Linked DNA regions of Mus musculus: region 1 is linked to region 2. Evidence: chromatin loops called from intact Hi-C (ENCODE). Cell type or tissue: heart. All regions are shown on one strand. Each heading gives the region's core, and the rest is flanking DNA. Links, peaks and the distances in the headings are about the cores only.

The links. Peaks named below come from ENCODE experiments on the same cell type or tissue, not always from the same donor. Only the 100,000 strongest peaks of a DNase experiment are listed, where the experiment ranks them.
Region 1: it touches region 2 in a loop (3-fold over the local background); 2 of 42 quality-filtered maps call a loop at or near these places.

Annotation. Positions count from the first base shown.
Region 1 is chr11:107,349,586-107,359,701 of GRCm38, forward strand. All of the region lies in intron 1 of Pitpnc1 (phosphatidylinositol transfer protein, cytoplasmic 1), which reads right to left. Among named protein-coding and RNA genes, the nearest start is that of Gm11716, 19 kb to the left of the region's middle. In heart, for the core only: no CTCF peak of the experiment used is centred there; DNase peaks (open chromatin) are centred at 5,286 and 5,426; H3K27ac peaks cover 2,634 bases.
Region 2 is chr11:107,411,402-107,421,517 of GRCm38, forward strand. All of the region lies in intron 1 of Pitpnc1 (phosphatidylinositol transfer protein, cytoplasmic 1), which reads right to left. It overlaps Gm11713 (a long non-coding RNA gene), which reads left to right. Exons shown (of 2, transcript XR_389089.4): 2 at 1,849-2,335. Among named protein-coding and RNA genes, the nearest start is that of Gm11713, 6.1 kb to the left of the region's middle. In heart, for the core only: no CTCF peak of the experiment used is centred there; a DNase peak (open chromatin) is centred at 6,020; H3K4me3 peaks cover 795 bases; H3K27ac peaks cover 3,012 bases.

The DNA.
Region 1 (10,116 bases), core at 1,457-9,456, 62 kb before region 2:
TTCCAGGACCCGGCATCACTTACAAACCAAACCCAAAACAAATCACTTAACACAAGTACTCCATACATGTTAGACCCCACAGACAATGGAGGCACGGTGATGAACAGCAGTCTCCGTGTTGGTCAAAGATGAGTTTCCTGAGGGATTCTGCCTTGAAGACAACACTAGCAACCCAGCTAACGAATCCTGACATATCATGGGACTTCTCCAGTGGTTCTCGGCAAATGTGAAGTGGATGCTGACTCAAGTAAATGAAGGGCCTGATGCAGGCTTGACCTTCAGCAAGCAAATGAGTTGCTTGCATTGGCTATGGAAGAAAGGCGCACAGCCAATCCCAAGACGAGATGGGGCTTTTCCAGGACCTGCCGTTTACTTGTGCCTGCTTTGTCAGTGTTCATCTTCGTACCTCAGCCTGCTATCAAGTGTTCCCAAGGGAGAGGCCCTCACACTAGGCTAAACAGGGTCTTTTTAGAACAAAAGAAGCTGCTTATGAAACAACTGGCCCCTGCCGAGGACTTAGGAAACCCTCTCTCTGGGTGACCAGGGAAGTCAATAGGAGCTGAAGAACAGCTAGGGGCAGATGTAGGCTTGCAGTTCCATGTCTAGGAAACCTTGGGAGAGCAGGAAGGGAAATGGAATGCAAAGAGAAACACTGGGTGAGTGTGGTCGATCAGTGGTGGTTCTTAATGTGAAAGAGAGATTCAAGCCGCCATCTTGAGAGTATCTGTAGGCCACAGAATCGCTTGGTGGAGCACGTGGACTGTGGTTCAAGTCACTTCAGGTGACTAGGGGAGAGGGGATGACAAGTTCAATCTAAAGAGCTGAGCCTGGAAGGTTTCAGTGGCTTTCTTCGCCCTGTTTTGGAGGAGGGACCTGGTTCCCCAGGCACGGGAGTCTTCATAGACCTGTGGTTGTTAATACTGATTATCAGCCTGACAGGATCAAGAGTGGTCTAGGAGACAGACGTCAGTGCATGCCCATGAGGGAAAGACTAGACTGTGTTAACTAGGTGAGAAACCACATCCTAAATGTGGGTGGCACCATTCCATGGGCTGGGGAGTTAGAGATGCCATGAAAAGGAGAAATGATGGGAGGAACTCTGTGCTTCCAGCCAGTGATGCTGGGCCGGTGATGCTGCAGGGAGATCAGCTGCCTCCCGCTCCTGCTGCCACGCCTTCCTATCAAGATGGACTGTGCCACGTGAAACTGTGAGCCCAAAGACTTTCATCATCATCACCAGAAGTGGGCATCAGATCCCATTACAGATGGTTGTGAGCCATCATGTGGTTGCTGGGAATTGAACTCAGGATCTTTGGAAGAACAGTCAGTGCTCTTTACCTCTGAGCCATCTCTCCTGCTCCAAGTTTAAGTTCTTAAGATATTCTATGTATTCAGTGAGAGTACACATGCATGAGCCTCTGCTTAGAGGGCAACTTATGGGAGTTGGGTCTCTCCATCACCTCAGGAGGGCTGGGTAGAAGGTGCCTTTAACTAGCAGAGTTATCCCACAGGCCATTTACACTTATCTTTTAAAAAATTATTCCTATGTATGAATTGTACAAAGGTTTCGTTATGAGGCATTCACACGTGTGCAATGTACTCTGGTAGCATTCACTCTTCCATATCCATCATCTGTCTCCTTCCCGCTGTTAAGTATCTCTCTTCCATCATCACGTTCTCTTAAATCTAGCTGCTGCTTAGGAGAGAATCGTGTGCTATTTGCCTTTCTGGGCCGGGCTTATTTCATGTAACACGATGATCCTCAATTCTGCCGTTCCCCAGCAAATGTCCTCACTTCATTATTGTTCAGAGCTGAATAAAATTCCATTGTGTTTGCACATCTTTTATTCATTCGTCTGTTGATGGACCCGCCAGACTGGTTCCTAGAATTGGGCTGATTCAGAGGAGCACAGCAACAGGCACCTTGGTGCGCGGACCTCTATGGCAAGCCGACTTAGAACCCATCTGGTGTGCTCTCAGGAGTGGTCCCTCCCGATCACATCAAAGCCCTTTCTTCAGTTCTCTCAGGAGCCTCCATACTGCTTTCCACAGTAGCTGGACTTACTTCCATTCTCACCAGCAGTGAACAAGAGCGCCTTTGCCCTACTCCCTCCCAGCATTTGTTACTTCCTTAAGAACAGTCCTTCTGTGTGATGCATCTCAAAATCCCAATGTAGTTTTTCTTCCTTGAAAACAGAATAATTGTGTGCGTGTGTGCGTGCACACACACATTCATGCGCTGCCTTCAGAGATAGAAGAGGATGCTGGATTTGCTAAGCCATCTCTCTAGCTCCCTCCCTGTAGTTTCGATCTGCATCCCCCAGACAGCTGAGGAAGCTGACATTCCCCCCATGTACTTATTGACCATATATATGTTTATGTTTCCTTTCGAGCACTGTCTGTTCACCCAAGAACACCCAAGTTTTGAGGACCCCACCCTAAACTGCTTCCATTGGGCCCTCATTTAATTCTTTACCCTTGGCAGTGTAGAAGGGCCCAGTTTCTCCACTCCCTTATCGGGTCTCACTTTTGTGAATCATGACCATCAAGAAGAAGCCATGGAATTCTTTAGATCAGCTCTGGAGTCTTAGTTTTGTTACATAGCCTCTTATTGTTATTAGAACCATACGAAGCCAAGTGTGGTGGCGCACACCTTTAATCTCGGGAGGCAGAGGCAGGCGGATTTCTGAGTTTGAGGCCAGCCTGGTCTACAAAGTGAGTTGCAGGACAGCCAGGGCTATACAGAGAAACCCTGTCTCGAGAAACAGAAAGAAAAAAAAAAAGTAGAAGAAGAAGAAGAAGAAGAAGAAGGAGGAGGAGGAGGAGGAGGAGGAGGAGGAGGAGGAGGAGGAGAAGCAGAAGAAGCAGAAGAAGAAGAAGAAGAAGAAGAAGAAGAAGAAGAAGAAGAAGAAGAAGAAGAAGAAGAAGAAGAAGAGGCAGTGCCTGGGAGCCAAACCCTCTCCTAGGAAGCAGGGATGGTGAGGTATCCACCCAAGCGTTGATGTAAGCCAGCAGACTTGCACTCAGGTCCCCTGCAATGCTCTGGAGTCCTACACTGGTAAACTCCGTGGGGTGGGTGAGGTTGAAAAGGCCCAAGGGCAATTGCAGAGAAGTCAGTCTCTGGAAGGTCAACTCAAGGAGGCAGCTGGGAATTATCACCATGGGAGCCCAGTGTGCTGGAGGTGGGCCTGACCGGAAAAGGCACTGCTATTTCAGATTCGGAAGCTCAGTCGGTGGGTCGGTATGCTCTCAATGGCCCAGCACAGTAGGTGGGTCGGTATGCTCTCAATGGCCCAGCCAGCGTTGTGGTAAACTATAGAACCACAGCACAGAAGGTAGAGGGGCCACCAGAATTTATTTATGAATTGCATGCATTTAACAGACTCAAAGAGCTGGGGTGGCAGAGCCACACTTTCTCATGCAAATCTCCTTTATCTCTTCCTTAGAATCTTCCCTTTCCCCTCCCCCCTACTCTCCTCCTCCACCTTTCTCTCTGCTATGCTCTTCCTCTCCCCGGCCCTGCCTCCCTTCCCTGCCTCTTCCACCTGCTTCCCTCTCTTTTTGGTAGTGTTGGGGACAGATTCAGAGCCTCTACTGTTGTGCCCCCAAGAACATTCCCGATCCTTGGCTTTCCTTATGGGCCATCACTCTTCTACTTTAGGAAGCCTATGTTCTTCAGAAAGTCACCTGGGAACAGACTCCAATCCCTGGACTACTTGTTGTTATAGATGCTACCCGCACTTTCTTTTAAAGGAATAAACAAATGGCTTTTAAAGAATTATTTATTTTATACGGTACACGGTAGTCTTCTTCAGACACACTGGAAGAGGGCACCAGATTCCATTACAGATGGTTGTGAGCCACCCTGTGGTTGCTGGGAATTGAACTCAGGGCCTTTGGAAGGGCAGTTAGTGTTCTTAACCTCTAAGCCTTCTCTCCAGCCCAGCTGCTCATACTTGTTAAGGAACACAATTCCCTGCTCTTGAGTTCACTTCTGAGGTGTGCCCCTGGCACACATACCTAATTCTCTGTTTTCCTCACCCCAGTGAGACCCCAGACTCTTGAACAGTTGCTTCCCATTGCCCTCCATCCCAGGCACAGTAACCACTTTCCATTTCTATGAAAGTGCTTATTTGGAATATTTCTTATAAATGAACTATACAGTACTTATCCTTTCACGTCTGGTTGCCATCTTTTAAGCTTCAATCATATTGTAGCCAAAGAGTCAGTACTTCCCCTTTCATTACTGGTTAGTTATTATTCCACAATATGGGCGCACCACGTTTTGTTTGCCCATCCCCTGCTGATGGGCATTTGGTGTGACTTACATCTTCTGTTAGGAATCACGCTGCTATGATCAGAGGGTCTCACCTAGGGATTGAGACAAACCCCCTCCACTTCAGAGGTCAAATGACCTTTTCACAAGGGTCACCTAAGACCACTGCCCAGCAATGTAGATAGCTTTAAATTATCTGTAAAAGCAAGAATGTCAGCTAAGGCAAGGGTTCAGTCAGCAAAATGCTTGCTGTGTAAGCCAAAGACCTGAGCTTGGACCCCCGGCACGCCCTAAAAAGCAAACCAGGACAGCGTGCCGGCAGTCTCAAAGCCAGGAGGCAGAGAAGAGGATTCTAGGAGCTCCTAGCCAGTTGGTGAGTTCTGCATTTGATGAAAAGCCCTGTCTCAAAATACAAGGGTGAGTGAGGGGCAGTAGAGCAACACACTCGATGTTGACTGTTGGCTGTCACATCTGTACACATACACTTGCATGCGCTCTCATACACACACATGCACACACAAAGGCACTCACGCAAACAAGAATGCCCAGCAAGTGGCTAAATTTCTAGCCTCCGGTCTTCACATCACTGCCTTATACTTGGGCAAATATGGCTCACTGAACAAATACCCCCTGAAACTTTGCAGTCTTGGGGCATTTTTATGTTACACAGATTTGAAAACGAATTGTACCGACTAATGTGACTGATGAAATTGCAGGCGCAAAGCTGTGCAGACCTTGAGTATGCAGGGTTGGGAAACGGCATGCCCCTGCCCATCTCATCCCCACCACCCCTAGCATGGCCTTGGGGGAAGGGCATTGAGAACTGACCTTGAGGCAGGACAGGCTTGGGTGTGTGTGGCAGTTGGTAGACTGCCAGTCACACAGGAAGCCCTGGTTGCCATTCCCAGCCCCATAAACTGCAAGAGGTGGTCCATTCCTGTAACTCCAGCAGGAGGATTAGAGTTCTCCTCCATCACACAGCAAGTTTGAGGCCAGGGAGGGGCTACGTGAGCCACACACACCCCCAGACCCCCCAAAAAAAGGAAAAGGAAGGGGAGAGATAGCCTGTAAGCCAAGCCAATCCTGGAAATGCACTTTCTTAACAGTGGAACTTCCTGCCAAGGCAGGGAAGGAAGCTTTATAAAACCTGCTCCATCCTGTGCAGGCTGCTCTCGGCCCAGCAAGGAGTTCCAGGATTTAGACCCCACGCGCTGAGTCCTCCCAGCAGCTCTGCTACAGTAGTATCTATATCACTGTTTGACTCATGAAGAAACTGGTTCTTGGAAGGGTTAGGTAACTTGTCTGTGGTCACCAAGCTAGTTAAGTAGTAAACTCCAGGATCCCTTGGTCATTGTCTCCATGTTTATGAGCCAGAAGGAAGGCCACTTCTAGGTCTGGGCATAAGGATCATGGGAAGGGAAGTGACTTTCTCCACACCTGCCTGTTGCTGATGGTTTTTTAGCAGTGCTAGGAGAAAAAAAACTTTTTTAATGAGCTGAGAGAGAAAAGAGCTAAGGAGAAAGAGAAAGAGACTGTGGAGAAGGCAGGGAAAGTCACCGAGGGTGTCCAACATTAGAAACCAAAAGTCGGAGGTCTCCTCCCTGCACCCAAGTTCCCCTCCCTGACAAACCCAGCACAAGTATTAAATAAGGCATGCTCACTCCTGGGTGTCCTTGAGGTTTGAAGTATAAATTAAAATTAATGAGTCCATCCCATTTGGACTCAGAAAAATGTGTGGGTGGCAGGGAGGGATTCCTGGGGATGACAGCTGATGTGACAGCAATTTCATGAAAGGGAACAAGGGAGTGTCCCTGCCTTCAGGGTTGAATGTATCTGAAGGTGACTGAGTTGAACCACCAGCCAGAAACACTGTATCCAACAAGAGCTGGATACAAACCCTCCTGGGAGAAAAAGCCCTTTCTCCTGACAGCAGACGAGAGGGAGATGTCACATGAATTGACCTGTCTATTCCGTAGAGCTTGGCTCCCCCACCAGTGAGAAATGTGATTCCCAGCAGTGCCACAGAAGCAAAGCCTTCAGTAAGTGGAGCTCCTGAAACGGGTGCGACAGGACAGAGGGGCTTGCAGCCAAGCCAGACAGCCGGAGTTCAATCCTCAGGACCTACATGTTGGATAGAGGGAACAGATCCCTTCGGGTTATTCTGATGCCATTGTGTGCCATGGTGCCACACATGTGCACAAACAGGCACTCACGAATGCACCCATGAATGCACCTACAAACGCAACAACGTCTTAACTCGACCATTCTAATGACTCAAAAAATGTTTTATGGCCCAGTAAAGTGACTATTTCACCTTTGAAGAAATGCAAAAAGAATGTAAGCCCTTAGACGCAACCATCCTCACTCTGCCCCAGAGCAAAGTCCTGAAGGTGATAAAGGCAGGGAAGACAAGGCTCTAGCCACCTCCTGTCCTTTCCCTATTTCCTTCTGTTCCAGGACCCTCCGCCCGCCCGCCAGCCCACTCCAGAACTGTTTCCAGATCCTCCTGGCAGCTCCAGGAGGAGCAAGGCCTTTCTTGCCTTCTCCTCCTGGGCAGATGGGATTTGCATACTGACATATTGTGAATCCAGTCACCCAGGTAACGGGGCTCCAGTTAGCAACAGCGGAATGAAGGTCAGCCCAGTTCCTTCTAAAATTAGCAGTAAAGCAGATCTGATTTTTAACTGTTCAAGGTAGGATGCCCAGCTAGATGTGCAGATGCGATTCTTAGAATGAATTTTCAGACAGGAGACTCGGACTGGTGCAGTGAAGCAAGCTGGGGACTTTACAATGGGAACAAAGTGTGGGTTCAGATGTGTGGAATTTGACCTTGGGGCTTTCCTGCTTGCGTTACCCTGCCATGGCTCCTGACATTAGAGGTAACTCTGGTCTCCCCATCATTCAGGACCTGTTTGGTCCACACCAAGCAGTTTAGGGCACAAATCATTGGGCTTCCCAAACTCTGCCCATGTTCCCTTGTTTTCCTCTGACTCCAAGTCAACAACCATACCCAATCCTCAAGATCTTACTCGCTTGAGCGGGGAGGATGCAGGAGTCCAAGGACTGAACGCTTTGTGGGAAGGATGGTAGATCTCTCTCTCTCTCTCTCTCTCTCTCTCTCTCCCTACCTCCCCTGAGAACCAGGACCCAGATGAGTTTCCTTCACCCACTGCTGTCCTAGGCAGGATACCCCAAGACGGTAGAATACTGTGACTTACTCAAACAGTCTATTCTGTTTCTCCCCTCAGCTCATGCTGAACAGTTCTAGTCCTCCAGCATTTTCTCTGAGAGAGTCGACCAGTGGTCCTCAACCTGTGGGTCACATCTCCTTTGGGGTCAGAAGACATTTTTATAAGAGGTCACATAGCAGATATTGTGACTTCAGATATTAAAGTGTGATTCGTAACAGTAGCAAAATTACAGTCATGAAGTAGCAACAAAAATAATGTTATGGTTGGGATTGGGTGGGTGCTATCACTACAACATGAGGAACAATATTAAACGTCACAGCAACTGGAAGGCTGAGAACCACTGGGGCAGACTATTCTTGGTCTTACTATACAGTCCAAAGACTTAGAAACTCAACTGCAGGCTGACTAAATCTTGCTCCACAGGCAACATTATTTTTTAGGCTCCTTTGGAGTGGAGGGCACAGAAGGTACTTGGTTGTAGCCCTTAGCGGTGAGTGGTTAAGACGGTTCTATTGCCTACCAGAGAGTTAGCCAATGGCTAAAATAATGTCCTTGGCCATTTGAACACATGGGGAAGATTCTTCCCTTCTACACTCACATGTAGAGTATGTTCATGTACACATGTAGAGTATACTCACATGTGCACACATGCCATGGATATGTGAGTGTCTCAGTGTTTGGGGAAGACAATATCATCTACATCTTCACATGGCTCCACTTTTGTTTCTCATTGACTGGGAACCCGTAAGCAGGCCAGGCTAGGTGACTAGTGAGCTCCGGGGATCCAGCTGCCTCTGTCACCCATCTTGCCATTGCTGAGATTGCAGGTAAAAGCACATAGCTTTTTACATGGGTTCTGGGTATCAGGGCACAGACCTTCATACTTGTGAGGTAATAACATTTCCCAGATGAGAAATTCCCTTCTCTGATGCAGGGAACAAGCTCCTTTATGTGGTGGTCTCCATTGACCACTTTTAGCAGAGACAGTCCTCAAGAAATAACCCCCTCCCAAAACCAAACACGGCAAGAGAGAAGAGGAGTCACCAATGGTGCCCTGAGGTGAAGAACCTGGACTAGAAAAAGGAGTGCTGTGGGTGGGGTTGACCAGATGGCTCAGGGATAAAGGCACTTGCCACAAAACCTTGATGACCTGGGCTTCATCTCCAGGATCCACATGGTGGGAGAGCCAACTCTTTCAGTCCATCTTCTGTCCTCCGAACAACCATAATATACAAATTCACAAACGTTATAAATAAAACCTAATAATTTTTTTTTTGTAAAGAGAGGAAGACCAAGAACTCAGATCCAGAGAGGGCAAAAGCTGGTTACAGTCAAAAGAGCCATCAGAGGTATTCAATGAGAACAATGCTGTCAGTGTTAGTCGCAGCCAAGCAGTCTCAGGAGTGTCTGCACTCTGGCCCAGCATGCCACAAAGAAGATAGAACTCACTTTGATTTCCTGTTTCTCTAGAAAAGTTGGAAATCTAGATTTTTAATCAGCTCAATTAAAAAAAGTGCAACAGACTGAAGAGATGGCTTAGCGGTAAGGAGTGCTTGCCACCTGTAATCCCAGCAAGGCTCCAACACCTCCTTGTAGGCGTGCATTCTGTGGACACCTGTGCTCATACATGCGCATACACAGTATGCTCCCCCATAGAGAACTCAGGAATAATTACAAGTAAATCTTTAAAATAAAAGCCCACACTATTCTGTGAGAACATGGACGATCAGAGAGCGGTGCCCAGTCTTGCAGTTTGTAGCCAGCTGACACGTGAAGCCAGTTACAGTAAAAAGAGCCATCGGAGGTATTCAATGAGAACAATGCTGTCAGTGTTAGTCACAGCCAAGCTGTCTCAGGAGTGCCTGCACTCTGGCCAAGCATGCCACAAAGAAGATGGAAGAACTCAGCAGTCAGGTGTGGCAGCTCTTGCCTATAATCCCAGCAGCTGGGAGGCTCAGGCAAGAGGATTGCTGAGACTTTGGGGCTAGTTTGGACAGCACATTGAGGCTCTGCATCGACCCCCCCATCCCTAGAGAAAATCTGGGAAAGCCATGGCATGGCTACGTTTCCAGATGGTTCCCAGGACCCTTCACCCTCTGCATGCTGATACTGATCTAGAGTGGGGCAGGGCGGGGCACACCTGGGATCTCAGCATTTACAAGGCAGAAGCAGGAAGATTAGGAGTTCAAAGCCACCTTTGGCTCTCTAACAAGCTAAGGCTAGCCCAGGCCACAAGGAACTCAGATTTAAAGATAGATAGATAAATAAATAAATAAATAAATAAATGTTAAACAGACAAAGCAAGAGGCTCAGCTAGTACTGTGTTTACCATGCACAAAGGCTTGGTTTAATCCCCAGCCTCAAATAAACCACTGTGGTGGTCTGTACCAGCCATTCTAGAACTTGAGATAAGAAGGCAAGATACATGAAGAGTTCAAAGCCAGGCTGCATTACCTAAGACCCTATCAAAAGGAAATGGGGGGGTGGGGGGGTGGGGGAGGGGTTGCAAGGAAGGAAAGGGGGAGGGGCCAGGGTTAATGAGGTCAAGGTAATAGACTCCTTTCTATACACTCTGGCAATAGCAAAGGAGTGTGTGTATGTGTGTGTGTGTGTGTGTGTGTGATGCATATGTTGCAAGGGATATGTATG
Region 2 (10,116 bases), core at 1,176-9,175:
ATTGTGCTCCTTGTAACAGTAGCTTAATAAATAACCACAGAGCCTCAAATTGAGCCGTTAGACTGCTACATACTGACAGACTCTGGTTAGAATGCTATGTACTGACAGACTTCGGATAAACTGACAGAACCTAATCCAAGGCTTCAAGCAGTCTGCAGCAGCAGCATCAGAAGCAAGTCTAGTGATTATTGGCTGTATGAGTGGTGTGTGTGTGTGTGTGTGTGTGTACACCCATGTATCACGGAGAATGTGAGGAGGGGGTGTTGTAAGTGTTGTAGACGACAACTCTACAGATGTCTTATCATTATCTGGGTTCCAGGTATTATACAGCCTCTTTCCTCACTAATTAGGGCATGGTAAGATATGTTCCAGTACTACTGTCTGGGCATGCTCTTTATCGTTATAATAGGATTATAATGAGTTTGGGTCATCTGGAGGCCACGTCGGCTTTTGAACCAGGCAGACACAAACGGTCTGGCGTTCACCTCCTTCACACATAGCTAGGTGGTCTTCAACTGGAAACCGGTGGTTAGCAGTAGTGTCTAACTTCTGTGGGCAAGCGACATCCAAATACAACCAGAGTTGACAGGACAATTTAGGCAGATTAGCTGTAATTTGGGATTGGAATTTCAAGCTGACAACACTTAGCTGGGCGGTGGTGGCGCACGCCTTTAATCCCAGCACTTGAGAGGCAGAGACAGGCGGATTTCTGAGTTTGAGGCCAGCCTGGTCTACAAAGTGAGTTCCAGGACAGCCAGGACTAGACAAAGAAACCCTGTCTCGAAAAACCAAAAAATAAAAAGATAACAACACTAGATAGTGGTACCTTTTTGACTTTGGATGGCAATAAAAGAGGTTTTACCAGTAAGTTATAGCTCTAAGTATGGACCGGACACCCAGGAAGCAGGGGCCCATGGAAGGAGGAAGAAAGGCCGGGTATAGGGGCCTGACAAAGTCCCGGAAGAGGTGTGGTTAATGAGGGTGGAGATCAGACCTGCACAGTAGACTCATGGTGGGGGTGGGAGTGGGGGTGGGGGAGAGGGGATCACCTAAATGACTGTCCTTGTTCTAAACTCTTCTCAAACACAAAGAATGAACCAGCTTGCTCAACATGGCTCCTCTGCCTCTCTTATCTCTAATTAAAAAATTAAAAATGGCACATGGTTAAGGGCGCTTGCTGCCAAGCCTGACAACCCGAGTTTGATTGCTGGGAATCTCATCGTATAAGGAGAGAACTCACACCCAAAATTTGTCCTCTGATGACCTTAGCAGGTGACCATGGCACACGCCCACCCACCCTCACACAATGGTACACACACACACACCCCTCATATAGGGAAAAAAAAAAATCCCCCGAGACAGGGATTCATACAGTCAAAAGTTTAAGGAATAAAATAATTAACTAGGCATGATAATAAATGCCTATAATTCCAGCAACTTGGGGGTGTGGGGCTGAGGCAGAAGGACACAAGTTCAAGGCCAGCCTGGGCTACATCATGAGACCCTGACTATAAGTGATAAACAAGCAAATAAAGACTTGGGATGCTGGTTTCACGTGTGTGATGGCCCAGTGCTGCCAAATAGCAAAACCTGGGGTTTGGAGTCTGAGGAATATGGTAGTCCCAGATACAGTTCCATGGTAGCCACTGGCCTTTCATGGGCAAGGTATTAGGTTCAATCTCTAATTACTTCCCCCTCAAATAAAATAATCAGAAACATAATTATCTCCTTGCCGTACCCTTCCCAAATCAATTTCTGCGGTGCCTTGGCTAAGCTCACTTCGAGTTCTTTCATTGTCAATCGAATTCATTCGGACACAGAGGAATTTTTTTTTCTTCTCGTCTCTAGGCAGAAAAGGATCCAGAACAGGGTGAGCTGTGAGATGCAGGGACCAAAGCCATCTAGAGGGAAGGACCACCTGTGGCCTCCGGAGGAGAGGGGGGCGGGGCGAGAAAAGAAAAACAAACCAGCCAGTCAGAGCGACCTGGAGGCCGACTGGAACCGGGCTAGCAACTCAAACCTTCTGCACCAAATGCCCGAACAATGGCCCCTATTTATGCACAGCTCCAAAGGCTCCTTGCATCAGAAGGCACCTTCGAGAATAAACCGGCAGCTAATTCTCCTGGTAGCAGAAATCCACTCTCACGGGAAACAAAGCCCTGCTCTGTTACTCAGAAGAAGGATTAAATCCAGCGGGATAAAGGGAAACAGTTCGTTGCCAGGTCACCTCGGCAAGGCTGAGCACGGAAAACCAGAGTGTTCTCATCTCGCCCCCACTTTATAAAGTCTTGGGTTGGTGTTCCTTAAATTTAAAAAAAAAAAAAAAAAAAAAAAAGCAAACAGACAAAATCACCCTTGTCACAATCGACAAGCAAGGTGCTTGGGGCTGGCAGACTCTGCTGAAGTAGCTAAGGTCCAAGCCCTACATTCTAATTTCAAAAGTAAGCCTTCAAAGTGGCCAGCCTCTTCTTGCCTAAGAAGCAGTCTCCTTCCCAACCTGCTGACTTCATGTCCTGAGACAGCTTCTTAGTTCCAATCCTCTGGGGAAAACAGACAAATAAACAGACAGACAAACAAACGACAAGTATTTCCCCCAAATGACTTGCTTCAGGGGGCTTGCCCACCCAAGATCCAAATTCCTTGTGAACTCCACCTGGAATTTCAAACCTGGATTTTGAAATCAACAGAAGTGCTCTTTTTTTTTTTTTTTGGCAGAGAAAAACAAAAAAACAAAACAAAACAAAACAAAACAAAACAAAAACAGGGGAAAAGAAACAAAAACACACGCACAAACAAAACAAAACCAGGGTGGGCAGCTATGTAATGAAACCAAACTGGCTGTGAGTTGGTTGGTATGATAGGATGATGATTATAATGTAGGTAATCACATTATTTTATGTTTGCTTTGTTTGTATTTGAATGTTGACACAGTTGTCATGTCCATCACCATCATCATCACCACCACCACCTTCATCATCCTCACCACTGCCATCCTCTAGGAGCTGGAGAGATGCTTTAGTCGGTATAGTGCTGGCCACTCAAGTTCGACCCCCAACAAGGCACACAGGTGCGGGCTGAGGAGGCTGGAACTGACAGGTTCCCTAGAGGTCACTGGCCAGCCAGGCGGTCTGGCAAAATCATTGAGCTTCAGGTTTACTGAGAAACCCTGTCTCAAAAAGTAAGATAGAGAGGCTAGAGATGGCTGCTCTTCAGGAGGTCCTGGGTTCAGTTCTCTGTGGACGCTGTATAAATGCAATAGGCATACATTCATGCAGGCAAAACACCCACACACATAAAATAATAAATATATGTATTATTTATATATATGTATTTACACAGGGATTCCCCTCTGCCAAGCTATGGCTTATCGCAGGACATTTCTAACTACAAGCTGCTTTTTAGCTCACAGACCCAACTGTATTCATTTACCCGTTTGACATGAAAAGCCCTGGCCAGTCTCCTCAAGGAACTGGCAGCGGATCTGAGGGCACAGGTAAACAGATAAACCATCGTCCAGTGGTGAATGCAACAGCCAGGGTAAGAACAGGACAGAAACACAGAGCTTCCGATAGGAAAGCAGGGCGAATAAGCCAGCCTAGGGGGGGTCTGGCTAGAAGCAGGCAAGTAGAATTCTGCAGCTAGGCAGGACTATTTTGGGAACAGGGGTACAATTCAGACATAAGCAAGAGCATTGGAGCTCCCAAGTAAAGGCTAGAAGGTGGTTAGAGAAAAAAGGCACAGGGCCAGGCAGGATAGGTACCCCTGTGAGGGGAATAAGAGGGGTGTGGTGAATACTGATCCAAGGGAGCTAGGTTTTACTTCTGCAATCAGGAGCCAGTGAGAGCCATGATTGCTGTGGATCTATGAGGAAGACAGCTGCGCAGAGAGCCTGGGAGTGAATTTTTGCAACAGAGCCAGGATTAGGGTGAGTGGGGGGAGGTATTTGCCTCAGGTGCGAAATTTAAGGGGATCAAATATGCAGATCAATATTACTTGAACGCAGTATGTTTTAAATATTAAAGTAAATGGGGGAAAAAAATATGTTCCGGGAAGATGGCTCGGCCAATGAAGCACTGGTCTTGCAAGCGTTGAGGGCTGAGTCCCTGGAAGACGAGAGAAAATGCCAGAAGCTGTGCTTGTCTCTAATTACAGTGCTGAGGACTCGGCGATAAGTGGGTATCTGGGCTTGCTGGCCAGTCTAGGCTAATTGTTGAGCTCCAGGTCAATGAGAGAGCCTATCTTAAAGGAAGTGGATGATACTCCAGGAGACACGCACACTGGTACACACACGCACACACACCAAATATATACACACATTCAAAATAACTATAATAACAAAATATAACTATAATTATATAAGCTAATATAACTATACATAAGGAATCCGCCACAAAGATTCTCCAACTTAAAAGGACACACTGTTACTACTTCTATCAAGCTATCCCATTTGTGACTGGAACGCCCCTCAGCTCTTCCTTAACCCTGTAATATCCAAAATAAATTCAAGACTACCCAGTACCTTCCCGCTCAAAAGTACTTTCCAAACTGTACTAACAGGCCAAGTACAGAACCAGATTTAAAAAAAAAAAAAAAAAAAAAAAAAGGACTCACTAAACAAATACAGAAACATAGTTTTAACGGTCAAAACTTCTAAGATTACAGCCACCAGAACAAGATTAACAATTATCCTGCCCCCCCACCTCAAGCTAAAAACCACAAGGACAGACAAAATGAGAGTCACCCTATACAAACCAACCAATGTCCAAAAAGGTTATTGGTTACACCAATTAAAATAAGCCAGACTACCCTGGTGCCTATATCTGGCCCTTACAAAGGTATAAAAGTGTGTTCTCTCTTTGTTCTGGGTCTCTCCTCCGGCCTGCGTGCTGACAGGGGGTTCCCCAACATGTTGGATAAGTAATAAAATCCTCATGCATTTTGCAATGATGGTGGTCTCTGTGGTCTTTGTGAGAGAGGGTCTTTTGACAAACTACAACAGCCCTCCCTGTCCATTTGCTTCACGATGCAGGAGTCGATCCGATGAGAACCTACACAAGAGTTCATATTTTCCTTTGCCTCACTCAGACGCCAATGTTCCCTGCCATGTCAGAGAAATCCCTGAGGAAGGAGAGTCCTAAGTGACGGTGAGAGGTCAGCGAGAGGATTTTGACCCAGGAGAAGCCAGAAACACATCTAGGGCTGAAATGAGCAAGGGCAGAAACAGCACAGAAGGAAGCTCCAACTTGGCTCAGGGTGAGCAGAATTCGTTTCTACCCAAGGAAGTCACAAAAGGATCCAGGGACAAAGAGCCCATTCTCCTGTTCCTTCGTATCACTCTGTTCCCCATTCAATGAGTTCCTAACTAATTAAGTGGAAAGGCAGAGCTCAAATCCATAGACACACACACACACACACACACACACACACACGGAGAGAGCCTCGTGCACTCTCCAAACAGCAGGGTGCACTAATGAATATTCAAAGTCCCAACCATTAGCAATGACTAAGAATCCCAAAGTCTAATAAGTTATTTTAGTGACACACTTCTGTCATTTTTCCCTCATCCTCTTTTGCATTCGTAGGACAAGGAAAAAGAGTAATTGAAGCAAGCGCTCAGCTCTCCAGTCTAGCAGTTATATAGCAGACTAAAAGAGAGGCTGGCAATGCTTGCTTCCATCTGCCTGACCCAACTGAACCAAGGAGCCGAGCCGCCTTCCGGGTTGCAGGCGCTAATCTTCACTGGCAACCCGTGTCCCTTGCCCAGAGTCCCACTCTGCCTCTGCTAACTTCCGGTCTCCCAGGACCCAACCCAAACTCCTCTGTGGATGCTGTGAACGACAGCAAGTAAGGGATGGCGCTGGTGAATCATCAGGTGTGGAAAATGCATTCCAGAGAGAAGACGTTAGCAAGTGGAAACCTGCAGGCCCTGGCATCTAGACAGAAAGCTATGCTGCTCTGAGCAGCGGAAGTACAGCAATGGTTAACTACGGCCCTACCCAGGCCCAGGAAAGAGGCTCTGACTACACAGGAAATCAGTTACTGCAGCCGAACGGAAGTAGGTGTGTTCACAGAGCGGGAGGAAGAGCTAGCCTCTGATACAACCTAGGAAGCCTCCACACTGTTTATCTTGATTGTTGAGGTTTTCAGCAAACAGTTAAGTCTTTTACCCAGAGATAAAAACCTCCTTTGGGTTCCCCTTAAAGGCACAGGCAGCCAGCCCCGCGGTCACCTGTGTAAAGTCAATAGATTATTTGCATTTTCTTCCCACTTGCCTCAGAAGTGGCCCGTTCAAACTTAATATCTACTTGGGCTCGAGAGATGGCTCAGCAGTTAAGAGTACACACAGCTCTTGCAGGTCCCTTGTCTGGTTCCCAGCATCCTCCTTGAGTGGCTGACAACCACTCCTAACTCCAATTCCAAGGAATCCAATGCCCTCTTCTGGCTTCCATGGGCATCTGATGTTGCATGCACACACCCACAAGCATACACACAATCGCTCTACCCAAACAGCAAGCACTTCAGCTGAAGGATCTCCCTACCCCTACTTTACTGTTTGGGACAAGGTCTGGCTATGACACCCAGGCTGGCCTCGAACACCTGATACCCTGAATGCTGGGATGACAAGCATGAATACCGATTTGTTTATTTTTTTACTGGCCATTCATCGCTATTATCTCCTTCTTTACTCAACACTGGATGATTTATACACAAGCAAGAGATTCTAGGATCAACACTTCAGATTGTCCTCTGACCTTTACACACACACACACACACACACACACCAATCAATCAGTCAGCCATTCAGTTAATATCCTAGGGGCAAGACACACACCTGGAATCCCAGCAGTCTGAAAGTAGAGACAGGAGATTGAGAGTTGCATAGGAGCCTAAACTATACAGCAAGATCGTGTCCTAAAAATTAATATAAAGTAAAAATTAATCATTGTATATACACACACATATATACACACATACATACCACGTAGTACACCATAAATACATATGGAGCTTTTAATTCGCCTATGAAGAAGTGAATGAAATGTGAAGGTGTGATGTCGCATGTCCTTTGCTCAAATGGGAGACCATATTCATTTTTATGAGACCTTAGCTTCCTTAATTATCGGCCTCACAGAATGGTCTCTGAGACCTACGACATATATCCAGCAACTCCTAGGAACCAAAGCCGTGGCTGCCCCTGGTAGCCAGGCAGAGAGGAGTCATCCTTTGGTCTCTAAACCTTTGCTTCTGCATGTGTGGCCACGTAACAGCCATGCCCACGGCAAACACAGCTGCTTTCAATCCTGTCCCGGGTTGCTTTATTAACTAAATAGAGTGCTTGATTTTTAAAAAATCAACACTAAGAGGCTCATCAATTACCCAGGAGAAGAACCATGACAGAACCTGATACCTTTTATGTATTCATTAAAATGTTGAATGTAAGAGCTGGAGAGATGGCTCGGCAGTTAAAAGCACTTGCTGGTCTTGGCAGAAGACCCTGGCTCAGTTTCCACCCTCTAACCTCAGGATTGTGAGCAGGAGCGTCTTAGGTTCAAAACCAGCCCAAGAACTTGGGAGACTGAGTCAGGGGGATTGCTAACGTTCAAGTACAGCCTAGGTTATAGAATAAGACCCTGTTTCAAAAATTTAAAACAACAACAACAACAAAGCAGGGCTAGGGATGCATCTCAGTTGGCAGGGTACTTACTTAGCAAGCACTAAGCTCTAGCACCACCTATACTAGGTCTGTTGGCACCTGTCAGAAGTTCAGGGGCAGCCTGGGCTACATAGGGAGTTCAAGGCCAGCCTGGGCTAAAGGGACTCAGTCTCAAAAAGGAAGGGTAAGCCAGTTGTGGTGGTGTACCTTTAATCCTGTCACTCGGGAGGCAGAAGCAGAGGCAGGTGGATCTCCGTGAGTTTGAGGCTAGCCTGGTCTATAAAACAAGTCTAGGACAGCCAGGGTTATACAGAGAAACCCTGTATCGAAAACAAGAAGAAGAAGTAAGAGTAGCAAAGAATGTTTAGATATTGTTGGGTAAGCCATAATAGTCTTCTTGCAACATAAAGGAAATATATACAACCCTGCAAGAATCCCTATCAATACAATATGAGATGAAATATTTTTTTAAAAATACCACAGATATTGAAAATACTACTTGGGAAACACAGACCTAGAAAACATTCACTAGGCATATTAGATATGCTTTGGTCACACAGTATAAACAAACTAACTCTGAGCCTCCTCAGCTTACAGAGAGCTGTGTCCTGACGATACACAGGAGCCTGGTCTCAAGACTAACTGGGAGCTAGCTGGCCATCGACTGGTTACCCAGCATCGAAATGGAGTATCTGACCACAAAGTTCTAGCCAGGAAAATGCCAATTCCAAAGACGGCACCGCTGTGAAGTAGGGAAAGCCCAAGTCGCAGCCTGACGTGACAGATTGTACATTGTGTACACACGTCCTTTGGCCTTGATTTCAATTAGGAAAAAAAAAAAAAAAAAAAAAAAAAAAACAACCAATCTGTACCTATTGCACGTCTAAGCCCGACCAGAACCTCATGTGACCAAGACAAAAGACCAGGCTTCCTGAGAGATGGATGCCCAACAGGGTGCTGCCACTGCACCTGAATTTTGCACAGTAGTTCATCAGTTTAATTAAAACAAAGTGCTTGATCGAAATCCCAAATGCTTTCACAGAGCAAGCCTGGAGAAATCCATCCACGGAGGGTGGGCCTCTGCCAGGACTGCAATACAATTCCATTCCTGCAGCCCAGAGTCTCCCCTCCCCTGGAGTACTCTGAAAGAACAGCCAGCAGCCGCTAAGGCCCCAGGAAGACTATTCTGTGTGGCAGGCCGGGGACGAAGCTTCTTGGTGACCTGGCCTTCTAAGTGGGCCTAATAACATTTTAAAGGGATATGGAAAGCAGGATGCTGTAGACAAGCCTGAATTCAAGACCAGCCAGGCCAGCCAGTGCCACACAGCAAGATCGAGACTTTTTTGTTTTTTTGTTTTAAGATTTATCTTATGTGTATGAGTCCACTGTAGCCGTCTTCAGACACACCAGAAGAGGGCACCAGATTCCATTACAGATGGTGGTGAGCCACCATGTGGGTGCTGGGAATTGAACTCAGGACCTCTGGAAGAGCAGTCAGTGCTCTTAACTGCTGAGCCTTTTCTCTAGCCCAAGGCCTTAACTTAAAACAGAGCAGGGAGAGGGGACTGAGAAAGTGACTCAGTGGGTAAGAGGACCTGAGTTCAAATCCCCAGCACCTATGTAAAAGCAGATCATGGCAACCTGTCCTGGAATCCAGTGCTAGAGCTCAAGGCTGGGATGGGAGGTGGTTTGAACTTGGAGACTTGCTGAGCAGCCAGTCTGGCTGAAACAGTGAGAGTTCAATGATGTACTTGCTGTGCAGTGGTGAGAGTTCAATGAGAGACTATAATAAATAATAATAACTCAGGGAAAGCGAGAGAAGATACCTGATGCCCTGCTCTGGCCTCACCATTGACACTACACACACACACACACACACACACACACACACACACACACACACAGGGCCATGAGTGAGTTTGAACCATTACTATGTATGTGTCTAGACACATTTGTGTCACAAAGTGACCATACTAAAAAATAGCATCTGAATAAGTCTAACAAAGCACCTCCCTGCCCCCTCCCCCATACCCCCGAGAGCAGTACCAGACACTGAACCCACAGACATTGACAGGAGCCTAGGGAGAAATCAAAATGCAGCTGGGATGGGGGGACACCCCTGCAACTCACCAGCTGGGAGGTGAAAACAGGGGATCAGTGGTTCCAGGCCTGCCTGGGCTACGTAGAAACTTCAAGGTCAGCCTGGGCTACACTTTATTTATTGTGTATGTAGGCCCTAGGGATCGACAGCCTGTCATGTGTAAGGCTTGCCAGCAAGTGCCCATCCATACCCACTGAGCCATCTTGTAACCCTAAATGCCTTTGGAGGCTGGGGGATTAAAAGAGGGTTTCTCTGTGTAGCCCTGGTTATCCTAGCATTTATTCTATTTACCAGGCTATCCTCAAACTCAAGCGATCCCCCTGCCTCTGCCTCTGCCTCTGCCTCCCGAGTGCTGCACACC